2 separate regions of the Homo sapiens genome follow, and region 2 is linked to region 1. Evidence: chromatin loops called from intact Hi-C (ENCODE). Cell type or tissue: endothelial cell of umbilical vein. All regions are shown on one strand.

Evidence for each region. Hi-C counts contacts between places; a loop is a spot of excess contacts. Peaks named below come from ENCODE experiments on the same cell type or tissue, not always from the same donor. Only the 100,000 strongest peaks of a DNase experiment are listed, where the experiment ranks them.
Region 2: a loop joins it to region 1, with 2.3 times the contacts of the local background. A loop is called at or near these places in 14 of 110 quality-filtered maps.

The regions. Positions count from the first base shown.
Region 1 is chr1:93,626,127-93,634,126 of GRCh38, forward strand. All of the region lies in intron 3 of BCAR3 (BCAR3 adaptor protein, NSP family member), which reads right to left. Among named protein-coding and RNA genes, the nearest start is that of BCAR3-AS1, 38 kb to the left of the region's middle. In endothelial cell of umbilical vein, a CTCF peak has its summit at 3,522 (motif pointing right); a DNase peak (open chromatin) is centred at 3,555; H3K27ac peaks cover 2,408 bases.
Region 2 is chr1:93,732,006-93,740,005 of GRCh38, forward strand. It overlaps a transcript of BCAR3 not described here. Among named protein-coding and RNA genes, the nearest start is that of BCAR3, 54 kb to the left of the region's middle. RefSeq lists an enhancer at 5,563-6,762. In endothelial cell of umbilical vein, a CTCF peak has its summit at 3,229; no DNase peak of the experiment used is centred here.

The DNA of each region.
Region 1 (8,000 bases):
TTAGCATTTCCAGAGGTGTCACAATCCACTCCACTGCAAGGAACAGGCCCACAATTGAGAACCCTTACTTCAAGGATTGACTCTCAATTTTTTCCTTACTTTTAAATGAAAATTTAATGTCTTTCCTACATTAAAAACAAGTCTCTTTAAATGTAAATGCAACTGTTGGGCAAGCTGAGCTTAAAAGTAAACTTTGCTAGAGAAATAAATATGGATTTAGATAAACAAGAGGGGATTATTTGTGTTTTAAGTGTTTTTGCAGCTTTTAGTCTCTTAAGTAGCAAAAGACCCTCTGGTACAGTGGTGCTCAAAGTGTGTTCCACAGGCTGATCTGCAGGCTGGGGGGTCTTCTGGGGGTCTGAGAGGTCAAAACTTATTTTCATAATAATACAGAGACATTTTTTGCCTGTTTCACTGGGTTGACATTTATACTGGTGGTGCAAAAGCTATGATGGGTTAATTCCTGGTGCCTCAGCACAAAGCAAGGCAGAGGCACCAAACTCTACCAGGGGCCATTGCACTCTTGACTCCCATTGGCTCAAAGAATTGAAGAAAAATAGCCAGTTCCACCTAGAAGTCTTTGATGAAGCAGTGAGAATTACTCACTTTATTAAATATGGGCCCTCGAGTACATGTCTCTTTAGTATTCTATACAATGCAACAGGACATGCACAGAAAACAATTCTGCTGTGTTTCCAAGCACAGAGTTTGTGTGAAGGAAAAGCAACTGTGCAATTGAATTGTGGGCTCAACTAGCTGCTTTTTCATAGAGCACAATTTTTACTTCAAAGAATGTCTGACAAACTTGGTTATTCAGACTCGGGTATTTATTTGGCAGCCATTTTCTGAAAAACGAACAAAGTGAGCCTGTTACTTCAAGGAAAACAACAGACAGTGTTTGTTGCCAATGATAAAATTCCAGGTTTCAAGTGAAAATTAGAATTTTGGAAAACTTGTATTCACCACATGAGTTTGACAGCTTTCCAATACTTTAATGATTTTTCTGATGAGATCGGTGGTCATATTAATGAATGTGAGTTCTGATATTACATAGTGAAATATGTAACATTTATAAGATCTGCATAACTCGTAAACCAATATTTTTCAAATGGCCAATGCATGATGATATAAACTCATGCATGGGTAAAAGATCCATTCAAATTGCAAGAGAGATCCATTCAAATTGAATTTTAAGGAAATAAAACAAGTTCATTGACAGGATTTCAGAGTCCACATTGCAGTTAACTTTTAAGGAACTACAACTTGTTGAACTCTAGTATCAAAGACCAACAACTATAATGATCTGAAGAGGCTATTAAAATACTCCTCCCTTTCTGAACTGCATACCTGTGCAGGGCCACATTATTTGAGACTTCAACCAAAGTAACACAAAACAACAGAGTGAACACCGAAGCAAATATAAGAATCAAGTTGTGTTCTATCAGACACTAAAGAGATGTGCAAATATGTAAAACAATGTCATTCTTACCACAAATGTACATTCACTGGTATATAATGGGTTTATTCTTATTTTTAAATGAATTACATGAAATGCTCATCAAGTAAAAATAAGTTAAATAAACATTTTAAAATATTCCATTTTAATTTCTAACATGATGAGTATCAATAGCTAGAAGTCACATAACAAAAACTTTTTAGGGTCCTCAATAATTTAAAAAGTCTTGAGACAAATGAATTTAAGAACTTCTGCTCTAATATTTAAGTTACTTGCTTTACATAATTTTGATTGAGCCATAAGTTTTCAGTATCTTACCTATGGAGTAGACTAAGGGATATAATTACAGGGGTGTTTTTATTTTTATAAGTAACTATCATAAAAACACTATTAGAAAAAAATTAGAAACTGAGAAAAATGTAAGAAACGACAAATAAAAAAAACTTTCGGTTGCCAAGAAGTTTTATTTTGACCCATTATGTGACACTGAATCATTCTACTCCTAGATTTTTATCTTCTGAAAATTCTTACACTAACGCACACCAAGCCACCTCCACTGACAACAGCACCATCCTACCAGTGTCAAGCATGGCTCCTCTCTTCTCCCACCTCATGTCCAATCCATCAGGAAGTGCTGATGGCTCTGCCTTCACGTTACATTCCTAGAACCCCCTTATTTACCACCTCCCCTGCTCTCACAGGTCCAAACTACCATCATCTCTCATCTGGACAATCACAGTAGCCTCCTCACTGGTCTCCCTGCTTCTGCCCCTGTCCCCTGCAGTCTAGCAGCAACACAGAAGCCAAAGTGAACCTGAGATGCCTCCCATCTCATTCCAGAAAAAATTGAAGTCTTTACTCTGACACACAATCCCTCGCACATCACCTTCTGCCACTCTAACACCAGCTGCTTTCACCAGCTCCAGCCTCTGGCCTCCTCGTTCCTCCATGGAAGAGGCGGACCCTGGCTTCAAAGCCTTGCCCTTCTTCTTCCCCTTAGACATTACAGTTGACTTGTATTTCCACTCAAAAGTCACCTTCTTGGTGAGGCCCTTCCCTGGTCACCCTATCTAAAATTTAATGTCCCCTTACTCCAACTTTCATAGCTGCTTTCCCTGATGCATCTTTTCTGCTAAGCACTCATCGTCAGCTAACAGGATTGACTTGACTGTCTTTCTTATTGTCTTTCCAGTCCTCCACCCCCAGAGTAAAAGCTCCACAGGGGCAGGGATATTGTTTTGTTCACTGCTGTATCCTCAGCCCCTGGAACAGTGACCAGCACAGGGAAGAGACTCAACAAATACTTACTAAATGACTATGTACTAACCACAAAATTGTTTCTAACAGAACATTAGCAAAACCCAAATGTCAGTAGGCAACTAGTTAACTATAACTGTATTTCATACAATGGAATACTGGGTACCCATTCGAAAGAAGGAGGGAGGCCCATACGTTTAATATGGAATGATGTCCAATGAAAAAAGCAAGTTGCAAAGTTATATGTAGTTAGACAGTTTGGCAATAAATAAAATTCCTCCCAAACTCATTTCTTAACGTGATCTTCTTCTCGGAATCTCTTTTCCCATTCAAGCAACATGGAGCACCTACTGCTTCTCCCAAGGCTCCTCCCACTGTTCTCTCCTGCTCCAGTCAGCCTGGGCACACGCTGTCTCCCAGGCATGGAGTCTTCTGCCTTACCCAATACCAGCATCCTTCCTGCCAAGCCGAGATGTTTTTTCAGATACCAAATCACAATTCAAATACAAGTTGTTCCCAGGAAACTTCTTGGTTACCGGAGGTAACACTTTGGGCCAAATGCAAACCTCCTATCTCAAAATCTACATACAGTATCATAGCATTTTAGAGCTCTTCATTCAAGAACATTGACAATTAATTCTAATAATAAAATTCCTTGACAATTTAAATCTGCATTTTCATGTATTGTAAACACAGCTCTTCTTTCTGAAGTTGAATACAAGTCCTGACATGCTATTACATTTAATATTAAAAGCTCTTAGAATATTTAGAAACCGAATTGTAGCCAAATGCTGAACTGTTGTGACACTGATGAGCACTAGAGGGCAGAGCTTAACAGCAAATGATTCTAAAGCTAGCAATCCAGGCCTCTCGTTTTGGTGTTGAAGTTACTGACTCCCTATAGTTAACAAGATCTCCCAAAGAGTAGATAGGTCTAAGTCATAGAAGTTGCCAGAACTACACTTTTAAAAACAGTGTATATCTCTGCCCAAATATGTGAGTATTTAAGGTGACAACAGCAACCCCACAGTTTTTATCCTGTACCAGGTGGGCAAGAGAAGGTAGACTGAGGTTAGGTGCGGGAACCTCTTTGCTGTTTTGCAATAAAAACACCGAAGGATTTCTGGAAAAATTTTAGAGACATCAGCATTACCTGCTTTGCAAAATATAAAATTTTTAGAACAACCTCATTCCCCCTTCCCTAAATTTAAGTGCCCAGTGTGTGTACATTTTAAAATAACTGAAGAGTACAATTGGATTGTTTGTAACTCAAAGGATAAATGGTGATGGATGCCCCATTTACCCTGATGTGATTATTACACATTGTATGCCTGTATCAAAATATCTCATATACACCTACTCTGTACTCACAAAAATTAAAAATTAAAATAAACGCCCTTGTGCATCTGGTGTGGGTGCTCACTCACTAAACAAAAGAAGGGTCTTTGTCCTCAGGACTCACATGCTAGTGAGAAGTCTTATTTTTAAAAGTAAACAAATAAGGCCGGGTGTGGTGGCTCAAACCTGTAATCTCAGCACTTTGGGAGGCCAAGGCAGGCGAATCACTTGAGCTCACAAGTTTGAGACCAGCCTGGCCAACATGATGGTGAAACCAGGTCTCTAAAAAAAAAAAAAAATACAAAAATCAGCCAGGTGTGATGGTGCATGCCTGTAGACCCAGCTACTCATGAGGCTGAAGTGGGAGGATGGCTTGAGCCTGGGAGGCAGAAATTACAGTGAGCTGAGATTGCGCCACTGCACTCCAGCCTGGGTGACAAAGCCAGACCTTGTTTCAAAAAAAATAAAATAAATAAAATTTGGGACAAATGAGGATAATATACAGAGTAATGAGATAGTGACTTGGGGACTGCTTTTAGTACGGATGTCAGGGAAGGCTGTTCTGAGGCAGTGAAATGTGTCAAATGAACCAGCCATATAGCTGGTATTTACTGAGTGCTAAGTACATGTGGGGCACTGTGCTAAGAACTAAGAACTTCACATGTATTCACTGTTTAATCCCCGATCTTCCCATTTACTGTTAAGGAAATTGAGCTCCAGAGAACTTCAGTAACTTGCCCAAGGTCATACAACCAAGAAACGGCTAAAACCGGGCTCTGGATTTGTATTAGTTTCCAGGACTGCCAAGACCAATTACCACAAACTTGGCTACTTTAAAATAGAAATGTTTCTATTGTCTCACAGCTCTGGAGGCTAAAAATCCTATATAAAGTATCCGGAGGGCCACAATGGCTCCAAAGGTTGCAGGGAGGAGCCTGCCTTGCCTCTTCCTCACCTCTGGTGGTTGCTAGCACTCCTCGGCTTGCAGACTCATCCCCCAGTCTCTATCTGTCCTCACATGGCCTTCTCCCTCTACACCTGTGTCTGGTCCAAATCTTCTTCTTATAAGGACACCAGTCAGTGGATTAGGGCCCATCCTTGTCAAATATGACCTCATCTTAATTTGATTATATCTGCAATGACCCTATTTCCCAATAAGGTCACCATTCACAGTTACTGGGGGTTAAGACTTCAACATATCGCTTTTGGGGGACACAATTCAACCCACAGCAGTGTCCTAGCACTCACTCCAAACCTCTCAGCTATTCTGCCTCAGAACCTTCCAGGCCAATGGGAAGGCAAAGCCCCAGAGACACTAGGGAAAGCCAGGGTGGCAGAGGACAGTGACTATTGGGGTGGCAGGAGATGAGGTTAGAGGTGGACAGGCCACACCAGATTCGAAGTCCAATATGGAGCTGAGTCCCGTCAGAAGCCACAGTTTCAATTCTTGCCTGCCTGTTAGTTTTTGAGTCTCTCAGTCATCCCTACAGTTCGGGATCTCAGAAGAATCCTTCCTCGAGTTAGGGAGGATGGTGCCTCAGCTTCAAGGCTGATGCCTGCAGCACAGAATACAAATTCACACAGAATGTAAATCTGGTCTTATTCCTCTCACTGGCCAGACCATGTTCCTTTCAGCACCTCCAGAGGGCAGCTCCAGGGTTTGACCTTATCTCAAACCATCAAGTTCAGGAGGCCCAGTGAGAAGTCCCTTCTCTCTGACTTGTGGCACAAGAAAACCCATCTCAGGCTGCATGGACAAAGCAGTGTCTGGCCTGAGGAGTTATCCACGCAAGCCCCAGGCAGGAGCAGTCAGGGTTCAAGTACCCATGCTGCCCCCACACACCTGTTCATCCATCTGGGCTAAAGATGCCAGAACCGACCAGGGCAGCAGAGAGATGCTGCTCAGAGCTGACAGGTACACCTCATAAGATGCAGAGATGCGTCCAAATCCTGCACAGTGTGACAAAAGCACTATCCTTGTGATTGTGCAAGATCATAAAATTTGCCCAAGGACTCACTTTTGTTGAAAGCCTGTTATGCATTATTGGGAAGGCAAAACAGAAACAGCAAAGGTGCAAACAGCCTAGAGCAAGGGTCAGAAAACTCTGTAAAAGGTTCTGTTAGGCTTTTGAGGCCATAGTGTCACAACTACAGAGGCCCTAACTTAACAATGGTTCCACTGATTTTCAACTTTACGACGGTGCTGAAGTGATATATATTCAGTAGAAACTGTACTTCAAATTTTGAAATGTGATCTTTTCTGGCCTAGCAACATGCACTATGATACTCTTAGGTGATGCTGGGGTAAACTATAATATTCAGTAGGCTAAGCTATAATATTCTCTAGATTAGGTGTATTAAATGCATTTTCAACTTATGATATTTTCAATTGATGATGGGTTTATTGGGATGTAGCCCCATCGTAAGTGGAGTAGAATCTGTACTCAATCCCACCATTATAGGAAAAGCAGCCACAGACAATACATAAATGAATGGGCATTGCTGTGTTCCAATAAAACTATGGATGCACATAAAAACTGGAACTTTATGTAATTTTGCCACTCTTCTTTTGATTTTTAAGAAGCCATTTTAGCACTTCAGGAGGCCGAGGCAGTGGATCACCTGAGGTCAGGAGTTCAAGACCAGCCTGACCAACATGATGAAACCCCGTCTCTAATAAAAATATAAAAAATTAGCCAGGCGTGGTGGCGGGTGCCTATAATCCCAGCTACTTGGGAGGCTGAGGCAGGAGAATTGCTTGAACCTGGGAGGCAGAGGTTGCAGTGAGCCGAGATTGCATGGTTGCACTCCAGCCTGGGCAACAAGAGCGAAACTCCACATAAAAAAAAAGCCATATTAAAATATAAAATCCACTTTTAGCTTAGTGGTCATATAAAAATAGGTGGTGGGCTAGATTTGGTCTTAGGCTATAGTTTGCTGACCCCTTGGTCTAAAGATATCCACAAATGCTCGAAGATTAACGTCACTGTGGTAACAAGGTTTCCAAATGGACATCTCCTTTCCTCCCTATTTACTGGCTTCTGGCACAATGCTAGGTACTGGTGTGGTCCCAGGAACTGCCCCTAGCTTCTCTCCCTCACCTGCACCATTTACATCCTGTTAGAATCTCTCAGCTTCCCTAATAACTGGGTCTTAATTCTATCTCTAAAAGCCCTTCACCATGTGGCCTAACTTTCCATTCCCACTGCGACTATCTCAGGTTAGGCTCCTGGTAACACTTTCTTCCCACCTGGTCTGACCTGACTGAACAATTACAAACACATGGTATATACTAAAAAATATCTGTTGAATGAGCCACTGCAGTCAAAAATCTTCAAGCTCGGCACTTTTTCCATCTCATCAAGGGTCTGGCCTCCCTGGTGTGGCCCATCTCAAAATGGAAAATTTCTCCTACTGAGGTGGCAGCACTTAAGGACTGAAATACAAGGCTTTAACTTGCCTTTTTTTGTCTGTTTTGATACACTCTGGCTCTATCGCCCAGTCTGGAGTGCAGTGGCGCAATCTTTGCTCACTGCAACCTCCACCTCTCAGGTTCAAGCAATTCTCCTGCCTCCGCCTCCCGAGTAGCTGGGATTACAGGCGCATGCCACCATGCCCGGGTAATTTTTGTATTTTTTTAGTTAGTAGTCAGGGGCTTCACCATGTTGGCCAAGCTGGTCTCGAACTCCTGACCTTGTGATCCGCCTGCCTCGGCCTCCCAAAGGGCGTGAGCCACCACACCCAGCCTAGCTTGCTTTTTAAGGTCAGGCTTATTGGGTATAATTTGCATTCAGCAAAAGTCACCCTTTTCAGTACAATTCCATGAGCACTGACAGCCAACCCCAGTTGGGTAACTACCACTACAATCACGATATTTCTATTTCTATCATCCCTGGAAGCTCCTTGGTGTACTTCATCTCTTCTCCAACCTCTTTTCAACCATTTATTT
Region 2 (8,000 bases), 110 kb after region 1:
AAACAGCAAACCGCGTGGACAGCTGACTGTCCATGTCTGCACATCCAGGAGAGACTCTACTCTCCAGGGAAAGTGAGAAAGAAAAAGAGAGAGAATTGGCATATTTAGGGAATAGAAAGAGGTTCACAGAACGGGTGGCTTCACAGTGTGGAGCCAAAATTAGCAGGGCTAGTGTTTAGGACAGGGCCCTGGGGGTGAAACCTGTTCCTAGACAACGTGTCCAGTGCCAGAAGATGCTTTGTAAAGCCAGAAAGCCTCAGGACAGACAAATCAGCACCAAGAGGTGGAGGGAGACAGAGAATGAAAGAGGTTTGAAATGGAAGATCTGGCCAGGTGCAGTGGCTCATGCCTGTAATCCCAGCACTTTGGGAGGCCAAGGTTGGTACATCACGTGAAGCCAGGAATTTGAGACCAGCCTGGCCAACATGGCAAAACCCTGTCTCTACAAAAAATACAAAAATTAGCCGGGAGTGGTGGTGGGTGCCTGTAATCCCAGCTACTCCCAGAAGGCTGAGGTACAAGCATCACTCGAACCTGGGAGGCAGAGGTTGCAGTGAGCTGAGATCACACCACTGAACTTCAGCTTGGGTGACAGAGCAAGACCTTGTCTCAAAAAAAGAAAAAAAAACGAAAAGAAAAAGAAAAGAAAAGGAAGATCTGATTTGAAAGGACTGAGAAAAACGACTTCAGCAGTTGCCTTGAGGCCCCCTAGGGGAGATCCCACCGTCCTTCAGCCTTGATGCCTTCTCCAAAACCCCAAACTGCAGAAAACAGCCTCAGGAAAGTAAAGAGATCTCCCCTCCTCTCAACCTGCCTGACTTCTCAGGGCAGCAATTTCAGAAACCTTTGATACAGACTGAGAACTGCACAATGGTGCCCCTTCCTCCTACACCTGCAGCAATGATCATTTCTAGACAAAGACCAGCTAAACACAAACAATAACTACAGAAGGAGAAGCATTTGCACTGCATTCAAACTATTAATGGAGTTAATATCTGAGTCCCCCAGCAAAGAAAGCAACACGAAATACAAAACTGAGACCAATGCAGCATTTTACCAGGTCTTCTACCAGAGCAGAATTTGGGACTATGGATCCTTGCTAGACTCTGGGTCTCGGCTGCTTTCTTTTTTTAAAAAAAAGTCCCTGAGGAATAAGTGCACTGAAAACTCCAAATATTCTAGCCCCTCCCCACCAGCAGCTGAAGATTTGTCTCCTACTCAGGCCCGCCTGAGGACAAGTTCCCTGGAAGTACAGACACACCAAACCAGAAGAGTCACAGGAAAGATAAAGATGCCCCGGCTTACTTAGTATTTTGGATTTTTTTGTATGTCCCCCCACCCCCCGACCCACCTTACAAGACAGTGGGCAGGACAGTGGAGGGGGATTAAGGACAAAATGCCCAGGAACAGGAAGCCGGTGTTCAGGAGGAGGGTTGCGCTGGGGGTAAAGGAGAGTTTAGAGGGGACACACAGGGCTCTAGCGGGATATCCCCCAGGACTTGATTGGGGCAGCTGCCTCCCAGTGGGGTGGTGAGGAGTGACAAAGCCTGCCTTCCTTGGAAGGAACTTTGCGTACCCCAGACAAAAGGCACAGTGTAAACACAGGTCAGTACCCTTTTCTCTACCCAGAGACTTCAGCACAGCTGGATGATGTGTGTGTGAGAGTGTGTGCACACGCATGCACCTGTATGGGCACTCTTAGAACATATGTGTGCACACATGTGTATGCACGTGGGTTGTGTTTGTGTGTGTGTGCATGCATCTACCCTTCTCCAGATCCTCTCATTTTCTCAGAGCCCTTGGCCTGTTGGGGACTAGTATAAAGGTTATTCAAACATTCTTTTTTCTTTTAAGCATTAGGCCAGATAGGCATAGTAGACAAGTTAATTTGAAAAGCAGAATCTAAAACCAAAATCCAATCTCTGAGGGGTAGAAACCAGTGACTTTTCTCCTAAATATCTGGCCTTATTGGATTTCTATAGGGAGAACTGGGTTTTCTTTGGAGGAGAAAGTTCCAGGCTGCTGAGCAAATGTAGGCTGGCTGTCTCTCTCAGCTGGCAGACAGGATGAAGACAAATAATAATACACATTCGTAATTACATGGCCTCTTCAGATGGAGTTCCAGGTGTCTTATGTGCCTCATCTAATCTATATTCACAACATTTGTGAAGTATGCAAGAGTACTGACATGAAGTTTCAAGGCGCACATTTGTGTTTGGTTCATAATCATGTCAACTAGAAGTGACTGCATTATCTTTCAGTGCAGTGTTCCTCAAACTGGAGTGCATGGATATATTTTCAGGATGCATTGGATTCCCTAGTTTAGGAAACATTGCTCTATGACTTCAGCATTCTGGTAGGATCTGTCACATGGTGTGGTTGAACCTGAGGCCTGAGCTGGAAGGAAATGGTGGGACTGCAATAGGGTGGGTGGCTGGCTCCTGCAGTCACTGAGGCCAAAGGAGGGAGACACACAAGAGTGTGCTCTGACCTGGGCTGACGTCTGAGGAGGTCAGATGGGGTGGGAGGGGGTGTGGTGTTCCAGGGCAGTGGCGGTACCTGGGAACAGGTGGCAGCAGCAGTACAGCTTTGCATGGGCCACCCAGGGCAAACCATCTAGTGCAGAGGCTGTTACTTCCAGGCGGGGAGGGCCCCAGCAACGTCGGCAAAGCTATCTGTAGTTCCAGCACTCAAGGCAAATCAGGAAGCCAAGGCAGGGATTCAGAGATGTTACTGGGCCAATCAGAAGGGGCTTCAGAATAGCGGGCACACAGAGGATGCCCATTCCTGGCATCTGACACCATGTTAAGGCAGCACGGGGCTTTCTGTGCGAAACGCTTTCCTGTGGCTGACTCCTACTCACCCTTCAGTTATCATACTAAATGTTAGTTCCTCTGAGTGGTCCTCCCTCACTCCCAGACTAGGTTAACCTCTCTACCAGACACCCATGATAATCTGCACATCCCTTTGCATTCCTTCTTCTATTGGTGGTTAGCTTCTTGGAGTTTGTTTAACTGCTCTGTAAGCTCCTTGAGGCAGGGATGGTGCCTATCTTGCTCACTGTGGTGTTCCCCATCACTAGCAGAGTTCTAGACACATAACAGGGCTCAGTAGATATTTGTTGATGCAATGCAAACAATGTGAGTTTTAGGCCCTTTGGGTTTGGTGGATCCGGGCCTCTGGTGCCCCCTCTGGCCTGGTCAGAATTGGCTTGGACCTCAGTGTCAAAAGCTGAGCAGCAATCATCTACACAAATGCTCTTTCACATGTGGAACCACATTCCAAAAGCCTGGATTGTGGGATGATTTTCCATGTGATTCTCTGGATCTGACTGTCCAGATAAGGACCCTCCTCTCCCACTCCTCACATGGACTCCACTCAAAGCCGTGAGCTCTGTCATGGCAGACAACATGGGATCATTTTGAGAACTTCCCAAACATCAGGCACTTTTGCTTTCGGAGACCACATCCCATATTAAAAAATTATTAAAATGTGCTCCACATGAAATAGAACATATATAACCACATCAGAGTTGAGCTCAGATGCAGCTGGCTAGTTGGAATCATTTTATATTTTGTAGACATTTAATTCAATTTATCAATTTTGATTCTGGAGTTTCCTTTCCTTATTTTGAAAAATACATATAGTTTTTCAAGTCTCAAAAATCTTTACAGGCCCATGAAAAGCTCATTTATCCATTTATTGCATAAAGTGGTCTTGAGATAATATTCTCAGAGAGAAAAGATGATATTTTGGACCAAGGCAGCTCGCTTCCATGGCCTGCGCCAGTAAATAAGCTTCTAGCTTCCACTGGTAGGAGCCAAACTTCCTTAGGAGTTTGAAGCACAGCATTTGGTGGCCTTCCTATGGATTCTGCAGGCAGAGCAGAGAAAGAACATTCCTGCCACCAGAATTGAGGGTTGTATCTATGAGTGGGTGGTAAGCCCTAGTTCCTAAATAAGGTATTTGGAATGCAAAACAATCCAGCCAGACTAGTCACTGCACACTGACCACAGTGTGAAACTTGGAGCATCTGGGAGAGAGAAAACAGACAGCGTGGTAGGAAGAAAGAGGAGCTAGTATAATTATTGAATTAAATTAAGAAAAGAATCATGCAATTCCATTTTAAAACAATAAATTGAACATTCAATTGTATGAAGAGATGTGATAAGAAGTTTATTTATTTATTTTTTGTTTTTGAGATGGAGTTTCACTCTTGTTGCCCAAGCTGGAGTGCAATGGCGCGATCTCGGCTTACTGCAACCTCCACCTCCCTGGTTCAAGCTATTCTCCTGCCTCAGCCTCCTGAGTAGATGGGATTACAAGCGCGTGCCACTGCACCCAGCTAATTTTTTGTATTTTTAGTAGAAACGGGGTTTCATCATGTTAGAGGCTGGTCTCAAACTCCTGACCTCAGGTGATCTGCCCGCCTTGGCCTCCCAAAGTGCTGGGATTACAGGCGTGAGCCACCGTGCCTGGCCAATAAGCAGTTTAATTATAAAATATGCCAGACACTCTACTAAGCCCTACAGAATGGTAGGTGCCCTCAAACTGTTCATGTATGTAGACAGAAATATGTGTGATTCCTTTGCATAATATGGTAATGGAACAAAGAATACCAGCAATAATTATGGGGGAATGGACAAGAAGACAGTAACTAATATGGCACTAAGGGGGTCCAGGAAGATTTTACAGAGATGATGGCCTCGTCACTGGATTTTGAAGGATAAAAGAAACTATTCCAAGTGATAAAAGGAGGGAAAAAATTCCCAGGAAAAGTAGGCAAAATGAGCAAAGCTATGAAAATAAAAAATCATCATGGTTAACTTTCGTTGAGTGCTTTCTGTGTGCTGGGTTTTGTTAGGCTTTTGCATTTTATGCTATAGACCTTTCTGAAAGCATGGTCTACGGTCCATCTGCATCAGAATCATCTTACGCATGTTGAAATGCAGATTCCAGCTTCTCCTGTTGGATCAGAAGCTCTGGGATGGGGCTCTCTAACCTGAGTTTTAAGAAGCTCTCCAGGTGATCCTTTTGCACACTCAAGTTTGAGAACCACTGCTAGAAGCCATTTAGATATGTGACCATTTTTAAGTTGTGGAGTGCTGTGGTCAGATTTGCTTTTCAGAAAGCAAATTTTTGAGCAATGTATGAATTGGAGAGGGGAAAGCCTCAAAGCAGAACAGTGGTGATGGTGAAAGTCTGGAGTAGAGAGATAGCAGTTGTACTGGGTTGAATGGTGTCCCCCAAGAATTCCTGTTCACCCAGAACCTCAGAATGTGATCCTATTTGGAAATAGGGTCTTTTGCAGGTGTAATTAGTTACGATGAGGACATAGTGGATTCGGGAGGGCCCTAAATCTAGTAATTGATGCCTATATAAGAAAGAGGAGAGAGAGATGTACCTAAGCACAGAGAGACACACAGGGAAGAAGCCATGTGACAACAGAGGCAGAGCCTGGAGTGATGCAGCTACAAGCCAAGGAATGTCGGGGATGTTGGCAATCACCGGAAGCAAGGAGACAGGCACAGGATGGTTCTCCCCTTGGAGTCTCCAGAAGGAACCGACCCTGCTGACATCTTGATTCTGGACTTTTGGCCTCCTGAACTGTAAGAATAAATTCATGTTGTTTTAAGCCACCCAGTCTGTGGTCATTTGTTACAGCAACCCTAGGAAGCCAATACAGTGGTATCAAGAGGCATTTCAGTGGCAAAATCATAAGGACATAGGGATCAGATTGGAGAAAGAGTGAGGTATGAACAATTAATTATTCAAAAGTTTCTGTTTGGGTGGTCAATGATGAAACTGTGCAACAATAAAGCATGGGCTTGGGGTAATTTTTTTCAAGATGGGCTCTTGCTCTGTCACCCAGGCTAGAGTGCAGTGATGTGATCATAGCTCACTGTAACCTTGAAATCCTGGGCTCAGGTGATCCTTCCATCTCAACCTCACAAGTAGCTAGGATAAGCAAGCACAACCATGCCAGCCTTATTTTTTTATTTTTATTTTTTAAAGACGGGGTCTTGCTTTGCTGCCTTGGCTGATCTTGAACTCCTGGCTTGAAGCGATCCTCCTGCCTTGGCCTCTCAAAGTGCTGGGGTTACAAGCATGAGCCACTGCACCCAGCTCCTGGGCTTGGATTTAGAAGATCAGAGTTTAATTCAAGCTTTGAAATCTACCAATAGTAAGGTGGTGGAACCTTAGTTTTTTCATCTTCAAAGTAGGGACAATATTACTCACCTCATAGTATTGTTATGAGGATTCAATGACATATCATCAAGAAATGTGGACATTCCTGACACTCAATACTTTCATGCTCATTTCCAAAAAGGGAAATTTAAAATGAAATGAAATTGAGGAGAATAACTTGTCTAATAGGCATTCCCAAGCCACAGTTACCACCTCAATGCACTCTGAGCCTACCCTGCAGGCCGGTGATGGAGCTAAGCTTGTGCTCCGCCCTCCCCCGCCATGGGTCTCAGTGCCAAGGATGAGCTGCACTGGGAAGGAATGCACAGAGGTCCCGGCAGAGCTGACCGCAGGTCGGAGATGAGTCTCCGCCTGGCACTGGCATCTTCCATGGTGGTTAACAGCTTGTCTGTGAAGTCCCCATCAGAGGGCTGGGCAGGGCAGGGCAAGGCAGATCAGCAGCTAAGTCCAAGGAAGCCTGGTGGGAGATGCTGGTGGGGAGAGCACTGGTCGGGGAGCAGTTACAGTCATTAAGAAGCCAGTCCTGAGTCAGCCAAGACAGGGTGGGGCGGGGGGTGCCAGGGTTAGGACTGGGGGTGCCAGATAAAATACAGTCTATCCAGTTAAATTTGAACTTTGTATTTATTATTAGTTGAATCTGGCAACTTTAGTTAGGACCCTTCAGGTGAACAAAGGATAACCTGAGAGCCAGGGCCAGAGAATAGGAGCCGTGGGAAGAGCAGAGGGGCAAAGCCTTGGCCTCTGTCCTCTGAGGATATGTTTTCCTGACCCCACCCAAGCAACTGGTGGAAAGGCACCTGGCACTGCCTCTAATCTCCTGGAATTCCCACCTTGACTTGCTGGACAATACTGAACGTTTTTCGTCCTCTGTGCTGTAGGTGTTAATCTCCCAGGTTCTGCTCCCTGGGTTTCAAGCGGTACAACTGGGAAATAAACTTCCTTTCCCCAGGGAAATTGTCCTCTCTGGGTGGCATGGTTACATGACAGCTGCCGCAACCTTAGATGACCCCTACTCCAGTTAAGACGAGACATTTCAGAGCCACAGAGGAGCCTGTGAGATGGGAAATGCAGTGCTACTCAAGGATGGGTGAAAATTAGGGTTAAGTAGTGATTAGAATCAGTTAAGTGTTAATAGAAGGGGTGCCTAGATGTTCATATCTCCCAAATTTAAGGACCTCTATATTTAAAAAAGAACTAGTAATGACTGATTAAAATCTTTATGTTTTAATCTTTTAATACAGTATTAAAATATTCTAAAATAAAAAATGACCAAAAATGTATAGTGTCATCTTTGACCCAGTTAACCTTGCCTATAGAAATGTAGCCTCTTAGAACGCATGCAGGGCCCTGAGCTGGAAGGATCCCACAGCTGGTTTAATGCTCTGCGATTGTCATCTTGCAATTCTTAATAACTTTAGAATGAGGCCCTCCCTACATGTTCATTGTGCACTGAGCCCTACCAATTACGTACTCAGCCCTGCCCTAAGGGGATGGAATATGCCTAAAAAATGAGTACAGTACATGGAAGAAAAGAGCTGGCCAGGTGCAGTGGCTCATGCCTGTAATCCCAGCACTTTGGGAGCCTGAGGCGGGTGGATCACCTGAGGTCAGGAGTTTGAGACTAGCCTGGCCAACATGGTGAAACCCCGTCTCTACAAAAAATATAAAAAATTAGCCAGGCATCATGGCCCATGCCTGTAATCCCAGCTACTCGGGAGGCTGAGGAAGCAGAATTGCTTGAACCTGGGAGGCGGAGGGTGCAGTGAGCCGAGATCATGCCACTGCACTCC